Linked DNA regions of Homo sapiens: region 2 is linked to region 1. Evidence: chromatin contacts called from ENCODE Hi-C or POLR2A ChIA-PET data. All regions are on one chromosome and are shown on one strand. Each heading gives the region's core, a stretch centred on a gene start or an enhancer-like site at or near the end of the contact. The rest is flanking DNA. Distances are from core to core; before and after follow the strand shown. Region 1 overlaps USP24 (ubiquitin specific peptidase 24). Region 2 overlaps USP24 (ubiquitin specific peptidase 24).

The links. Hi-C counts contacts between places; a loop is a spot of excess contacts on that map. ChIA-PET counts read pairs that join two places held with the same protein, here RNA polymerase II (POLR2A). Pooled maps may share reads with other maps.
Region 2: a map of motor neuron shows a loop between it and region 1 (6-fold over the local background). The contact joins two enhancer-like sites. A Hi-C loop is called at or near these places in 13 of 168 maps with a recorded cell type or tissue (CD8-positive, alpha-beta T cell, HepG2, IMR-90 and 9 more) and 14 of 50 pooled maps. POLR2A ChIA-PET finds 5 or more read pairs at or near these places in 4 of 52 experiments (OCI-LY7, PC-9, naive thymus-derived CD4-positive, alpha-beta T cell and 1 more).

Annotation. Positions count from the first base shown.
Region 1 is chr1:55,068,775-55,072,341 of GRCh38, reverse strand. It overlaps USP24 (ubiquitin specific peptidase 24), which reads left to right. Exons shown (of 68, transcript NM_015306.3): 66 at 1-25; 67 at 418-528; 68 at 3,235-3,567. The coding sequence ends at 3,297. Among named protein-coding and RNA genes, the nearest start is that of PCSK9, 31 kb to the right of the region's middle. Within about 2 kb of position 1,826, at least 3 of the 41 ENCODE cell types and tissues checked have a DNase peak (open chromatin) inside an H3K27ac peak, as active enhancers do.
Region 2 is chr1:55,127,361-55,131,321 of GRCh38, reverse strand. It overlaps USP24 (ubiquitin specific peptidase 24), which reads left to right. Exons shown (of 68, transcript NM_015306.3): 32 at 1,748-1,845. Among named protein-coding and RNA genes, the nearest start is that of USP24, 86 kb to the left of the region's middle. Within about 2 kb of position 2,686, at least 6 of the 41 ENCODE cell types and tissues checked have a DNase peak (open chromatin) inside an H3K27ac peak, as active enhancers do.

The DNA of each region.
Region 1 (3,567 bases), core at 577-3,076:
CTTTCAGCGAACCATTTCAGCTCAGGTGAGAGTTGTCTCTTGTTTTTGCGTGGTCTAAATCACTTATGGAGGATTTTCAGTGTGTTTCTCAGAAACTGCAACCTCTGAGAAGAGAGGTATGAGTTGAAGATGAGAACAAGCAGAAGAAACAATTGGATTTCTATGAAAAGAAAACAGATTGGTGTACACTTACACAAATTTGTGCAGATTATTTGTCTAGAAGGAAAGTCATACAGGTTGGGCAGTCTGGTCACAAAAAGGGACAGGGGTTGAGGGGGTTCTGGTGACTGTGATGAAGGCCTCACTCTCAGGCCTCCGGTCCCACTGAAGGTCAGATGAAAGGTAGTCTTCCCTGGCGGTTGCTGCTGCCACTGAATGGGCCCTAACTTTGTCGTCTTGTGTTTGAATCTTCTGCAGGACACGTTAGCGTATGCCACAGCTTTGTTGAATGAAAAAGAGCAATCAGGAAGCAGTAATGGGTCGGAGAGTAGTCCTGCCAATGAGAACGGAGACAGGCATCTACAGCAGGTATAACGGTCAGCATGTCCTTGTGTGCAAAGGGCAGCCTTGCTCTTAAGCTTTCCAAAAAGAATTTCCACAGCTGAGGGAAAACAAGATGCTTCCTCTGGAATGTGAGTCCAAAGAGTTACCAGCGCTGCCCTCTAGTGATCTCAGCTCAGCATATGCACTAACCGTGTGTTTACAGGGCTGAGTAGTGCTGCAGTGTGAAGTGAATGGAAGGCCTCGAGGTGTTTGTGGCTGGCCACCCTGATCAGCCTGCAGGTAGTCCCGATGAAGCCAGGGCACAGGGGGATTCGTTCCAGCTTGTTCACTTTATTCTGCCTTGCCAGGTTACTGAAAGTCCCTCGTTTGCTCTCACCAGCCTTCCTGGAAATGTGGACTCTTGAAAGAAAAGCTCCCGTGCTCTTGAAGTATACCTGCTTGCCAGGGGAGTCCAAGAAAATTTTGACATGTATTTTTAAAAAAAGAAAAAAAAACAGCTTTAATACCAATCATTATAGTAGAAAAAGAAAATAAATATGTATTGAACACCCACTGTGTGCAAACACTGAACTAAGTGTCAGTTAATCATTACGTCTTTCCAATAGTCTGTAACTTTCCTTAACAGCAGTCTCCTCTGTGGTCCCTTCACAGTACTTGGTACAGAATAGGCCCCATTAAATGAATGTTACTGATGTAGTAGGTGTCATTTTTTTTTAAGTGTTATCTTTCGGATCCTCATAAGCACTATGTGAGGCAGCTGTCACCCTGATTTTACAGAAAGGTAACTGCAGCCCAGCACAGTGATGTGACTTAGCCCAAGGTCACTCCACACATTACCTCATCACCTACTTCATTTGCAGAGAAAATAAAAGCTGTCACAGGAGAGCTCCTGCGGCCACTAATTCCCAAGCATCTGCACTGTTCTTGTCTCCTCTCCTGTGACAGTGGGAAGTTTGCCTCTGTCCACCCAAAGCCCCTAGCGCTCATCCCCGCCCACCTTGGCAGAGCTTTGCGTTCTAATGTGTATGTAACTCTTCAATATCCAGAACGCTCCACCCTGCCAGACCCTTCCCAGCGACGTCTCAGCACACTGGTTTCTCTTCTGCCCTGTCAAAGCCTCTCTTCTGCCCTGTCAAAGCCTCTCTTCTCCCTGTTGCCCCTGCCTTCTTTTCTCTTCTTTGCAGCCAAACTTCGACTAATTCTCTAAACTTAACTTTCCCCATTTTCTTATCTCTCACTCGCTCTTCAGCCTCTTCCCTGCTAACTCCCTCTTCTCTCCAACTCAGCAGTTGGGGTGACAGGTGGCCTGCAGCTTTCAGGCCTCATCTTAGCCGACTGCTCGGCAGCATCTAGCGCTCCTGGCGCTCTTCCCGTTTGAAACACTATTCCAGGGCTTTCCTGACACTTCTCTCTCGTAGTTTTCCTCAAACCCTTCTGGCTGTTCCTTCTCTGTCTCCTTCCTAGTACTGCCTCTTCTGGACCACCAGTAAAGGTTTGTGGAGTCTCTAACCTGTATCCTCCTGCCCTCACTCCATATTCTCTCCGCACCCACCTTGGATTTCTGAACATGAACATCCAGCTCTCTTGTTCTTGACGTTCTCCACTTGGCATACCTTAAAGACCTCAGACTCGATGTGCCCAGCCCCTCCTCCCTGCGCCCACCAAAGCTGGCCCTCCGTCAGTGTTCCTTATCTCACACACAGCACCCCCATGTCATCCCGGACAGCTCCCTTTGAAAGGGTGCTCGTCCCTCTCCTCCACCTGTCATCAGCCCCTCTCTGCCTACATCTGTAAGGATCCCCTCACCTCCACCCCTGCTTCTCTCTGGTTCATGCACTAAAACCTTTCAAAGGCTTTGTATGAGGAGAAAAGCCAGAATCCTCAACACAGTCCTGCTTGATCTAGCACCTGCGCACCTCCCCACCCCCATTTTCTGATTTTTTTTTTTTTTTTTTTTTTTTTTTTGAGATGGAGTGTTGCTCTGTCACCCAGGCTGGAGTGCAGTGGTGCAATCTCACCTCACTGCTACCTCCTTCTCCCAGGTTCCAGCGATTCTCCTTGCCTCAGCCTCCCAAGTAGCTGGGATTACAGGCATAAGCGACTGTGCCTGGCCCATTTTCTGAATTTTATTTATCAAATGTACTCTCTTCCTTCCACCTCAGGGCCCCCCTACTCACCCCCAACTCTCACTCAGCTTAGGTTGTCACTTTAGAGAGACTGTCCTTGCTCCTCCCCACCCCAGCTCCAACTAGATCAGCCCCATGGCACACGGTGAGTATTCAGAACGATTCGCCAAGTGTGTAAGCCAAAGGCCACACAGATGGTAACAGAGGTAGCCTTCAGACCCAGGAGTGACCCAGAGCCCATATTTGGCAGGTGCAGGGCAGGGAGGCTCACACAGTGCCCAACGTGAAGCGGGCACAATGGCCATCAATGCCTCTCCCAGCTTTATCACTGCTCTGCGTTCTCACATGGGTGCAGAGTAGCATTGTGACTTTAGACAAGTCGCTGGGTTGTTTCACTGACTAAATGAGATCATAGAAATGTACATGTTTTACATAATCATGAATTGTCAAATATTAGATGTAATAGTTATCACATTTTATTACCCTTTGATAAACATTGCATTAAGTTGCCAGATGAAGACATGTTTAAATTGCAGAACACAAGTCAGCATAGAAAACCTTTTCTCTAACCGTATGAACTTTAACTTCCTTTTCTTTTCTGCAGGGTTCAGAATCTCCCATGATGATTGGTGAGTTGAGAAGTGACCTTGATGATGTTGATCCCTAGAGGAACATGCCCAGCCTGAGAGGAGTCAAGACACAATACTGGATGCTCAGCACCTTCTTGGAATCAGAATCTCGAACCCTTTGGAAGAGCCTGGAGATTGGACTGGGAAAGCTGCTGTGACTTGGGCGGATCGTGTATTTCTCAAGGAAAGCATTTTTAAGCCACTAGAAGGTTTGGGAGCTGTTTGGCAGTGGGAGAACTCCGGCATGTGGATCAGCTGTCCCGGGAGCGTGGTCTATATGTGGATTCACATTTCTGTGGAGATTTTCG
Region 2 (3,961 bases), core at 1,437-3,936, 58 kb before region 1:
ATTTTACATTTTCGTGCATACTGAGGAGGCTTATTCAAAATGAAAATACTAACTTAATGTTCACCCTGTTTAATAAACAGATGTCAAAAAATAAAATATATGCAGTATTTCCAAAACAGAAAATTGCCTAGGAATTTTTAGCCCATTTAAGCCTAAAGAATTTGCATCTTGTGATTCCTGCCAGATCTGTCATTTGTTTTTGAATGATTATCTCCAAAAAGTTCAAGTGTAATTTTAAACACCTATATTTAATAGAAAAACAGAATGGTCCAACAATGGGTCTAGCTTGTCATCAACTATCTAAATTCCATTATCTTAGAGCCATAGCACTGCAGTGGTAAAATACCTCTGGTATCATTTTAAGACTTCTGAGTAGGTGTGAATTCCTTTGATATTTTTTGTTTTGCTTTAGGTACACAAAATAGTTGGAAACCTAACACTCCCAAAAGCTTTTATTTTGCTGTCAGCTAAAAGGTTAATTTCTTTGCAATTTGTTCATTAACTTTTATTTACCTGCTAGGAAACTTCAAAGTGAATATTTCCTTGTCTTTGAGGAAACCTGTCAGTTCACTAAATTGTTGTCCATTAAGCATGAGGCAGCTGGGGTCAGAGTGTCCATGTAGACGAAGAGCTATATATATTTGAAAGGCTTAGAAGAGCACAGGTTCCTTTTCTCCCATGTAATGCTCATTATCCCAGGTTGGTGGACCTGTTTCTCCAGAGCAACCTAGGAAGAAGGCATCTTTAACAAAATCCCACATTAAGTTCTAAACTCATAAAACTCATGGGTTCATAGAAGCAGATTTTTTAAGACTAGAAAATGATCTTGAACTACATCTAGTTTAAGACTGAGGCAATGAGAGTCTTTATTTTTAAATCATAACTTAATAAGCAGTTGTTTACTGAGTACTTGTTTTGTGCTGATGCTTATACTAAGCACCTTAAAGCTTGTGCTGTAGTATTTAATCCTTCAATCTTCCTGTAAAGGCAACTACTATGTTCACTTAGTGATGAGAAAACTAGGACAAAAGGGAGCATTGTATGCCTAAGGTCTCTCAGCTAGGTAAAACTAGAATGTGAACTAGATTTGTAGTCTTGGCTATAGTATGGTTATTTATGTGAAATTCTGCCCAACCAAAGTATTCAGTTGAACTCCACTTTAGGTGTAGGCATTGCGGTGTCATAGAAGGGCATGAGTGTTAGAATGAGACACATCTGGATTTGAATTCTAACCACGTGACCTTGGGTGGGCAGTCACTTAACCTACTTAACCTTTCAGGTCTCAGTTCCCTCACCTATAAAGTAAAATACATATGCCTGATACATTGTAGATGTTCAATAAATAGGAGTTAGAGTTATTGTTGGGAAACTCATCTTGCATTTTTAATATATGGGCTGTTTTATAAAACTTTGGTGTATATCTTTCTAAAGAATATATCTAGCATATCACATGAAATTATCTGTTCTTATCTAAGCCTGAGGGTCTGAGACTTTCATGTTTGCCAGTTTCATGAAAAGAACACACCAGCTTTCTCTAGAACGGAAAGATTTTTCTTCCAAAGTAAATAGAATAGGGAAAATGTGATTATTTTATCGTGAAACATCAGCTTCTACATATTTCTGGGGGAAAAACAGTGTGCAACATTTAAAGAGATTCTAACTCAAGTTGTCTGAATGTTTTATTTAGTAAAGGAGTAATTTCTGCTGAAAATGTGTGGATGAATAATTGTGCTTATCTGTTCCCTAGGTTCTAAGCTCCAAACTCATGCCAACAGCTGATGATGACATGGCCAGAAGCTGTGCCAAATCCTTCTGTGAAAACTTCCTCAAAGCTGGCGGTTTGAGGTTAGAGTTTCAATGTAATGTTACATGAGTTGCCGAAAATGAATATAGTTATTTTAGTTAATTTCCCCTGCAAAGTCTTGCTTATTCCTACAAGGTATCATATGACTCATTGTGAGAGTTATTATAAGAAGGAATGATGTTTCAGTCCTTTAAAATATTTTAAATCATTTTATAACTTCTGATTATTTGAAAAACGTATGGAAGCATGTCTCTTTCCCCTCTGGTAGTGGGGGAAATTTTCAAGAAGAGTAGAAGCCAGGAGGCTGTATCTGTTTCTTTTGTGTCTCATGTCAGTTTGAAATAAGGTGAATTTTATCGCTGTAAATCCATATTGTGCAAGGTATTAGTGCTGGGGATGCAAAGATAAATTAGATATTATCTCTGCCTTTGAGAGGCAGCTGATGGTTTAACAAAGAATAACAAACAGCTAGGTAACTATATTATAAGTATTAAAACAGGGCAGGCATGGTGGTTCATGCCTGTAATCCCAACACTTTCAGGGGCTGAGGCAGGAGGATTGCTTGAGCCCAAGAGTTTGAGATCGTACGGGGCGACATAGTGAGACCTCATGTCTACTAAAAATAAAAATAAAAAAATAGTTGAGTGTGATGACATGCACTTGTAGTCCTAACTACTTGGGACACTGAGGTGGGAGGATCACTTGAGCCCGGGAGGTGGAAGTTGCAGTGAGCAGTAATAGCACCAGTGCACTCCACCCTGGCAACGGAACAAGATCCTGTCTCAAAAAAAAAAAAAAAAAAAAGGTATTAAAGCAGAGGCATATATAAAAAGTACTTGTGAGGAGGAGGGGTGAGAAAGTAGTGGTTACATTGGTTGAATTTGCTTAGGGTCATAAGGTTAGGAAATTATTCACAGAAAATGACTGTTGAGCTAGGAATTGGGAAATTATTTACCTAGAAATCCTCTAGGTAAATAAGGAGGGAAGGGGCACTCCAAGCTGGAATGGAAGGAAGGGTGAGTGAGAGCATGAAGACGCATCGCCTGTCTTGGGAACCTCAGTTGCCTGGTGTTCAAGCAAAGGATGAAGGAGAGAAACATGTCAAGAAGGGTCTCATTGGGGAATACGAGTGTTGTCTTGTAGTCCATGAAAAAACAGGCAGTTACTAAGCCGAGAATTACCTGAAACAATTACTCTGGCAGCAGTGAAGAGGATGAAGGGAAGTGGGAGAGACTGGAGGAAGGGTAGACTGAGAGCTGACAGTATCCAGAGAGGAGATGAAGGGCAGTGACAGAATGACATTTATGACTAGGTAGAGGGTGGGGACATTTATAAAATGGCCCTGTGGTTTCTAGCTTGGTAGAGTGGGGAAATGGTGAGTCATTAGTCAGTATGAGAAATAAACACAGAGAGATGGAACGAACAAAGGAAAGCAAGAGAAATAAGTTTGTTTGTATACAAGGTCCTTCTGAGTCATGTGAAGTAGATGGTATGGATTGGATAGGGTGCTTGTTAGAAAAGTGGAGAATGGCATGAGAGATTTGGGAGCGTGTGAGTAAAACCATGAGGACATAATCCAGCTGTCAGAGCTGAGTGGCAAGTGTAAGGCAGGAAGGTAGCGTCAGGGCATAGAGATCTCTCCTTTCAGATGAGTAAGAAAAAAGGGGTGATAGTAAATTGAAGACAGAAATAACTGAGGGTGGTCATCAGAGAAATGCAAATCAAAACCACAATGAGATACCATCTAACACCAGTTAGAATGGCAATTATTAAAAAGTCAGGAAACAACAGGTGCTGGAGAGGATGTGGAGAAATAGGAACACTTTTACACTGTTGGTGGGACTGTAAACTAGTTCAACCACTGTGGAAATCAGTGTGACGATTCCTCAGGGATCTAGAACTAGAAATACCATTTGACCCAGCCATCCCTTTACTGGGTATATACCCAAAGGACTATAAATCATGCTGCTATAAAGACACATGCACACGTATGTTTATTGCGGCACTATTCACAATAGCAAAGACTTGGAACCAATCCAAATGTCCAACAATGATAGACTGGATTAAGAAAATGTGGCACATATACACCATGGAATACTCTGCAGCCATAAAAAAGGATGAGTTCATGTCCTTTGTAGGGACATGGATGAAATTGGA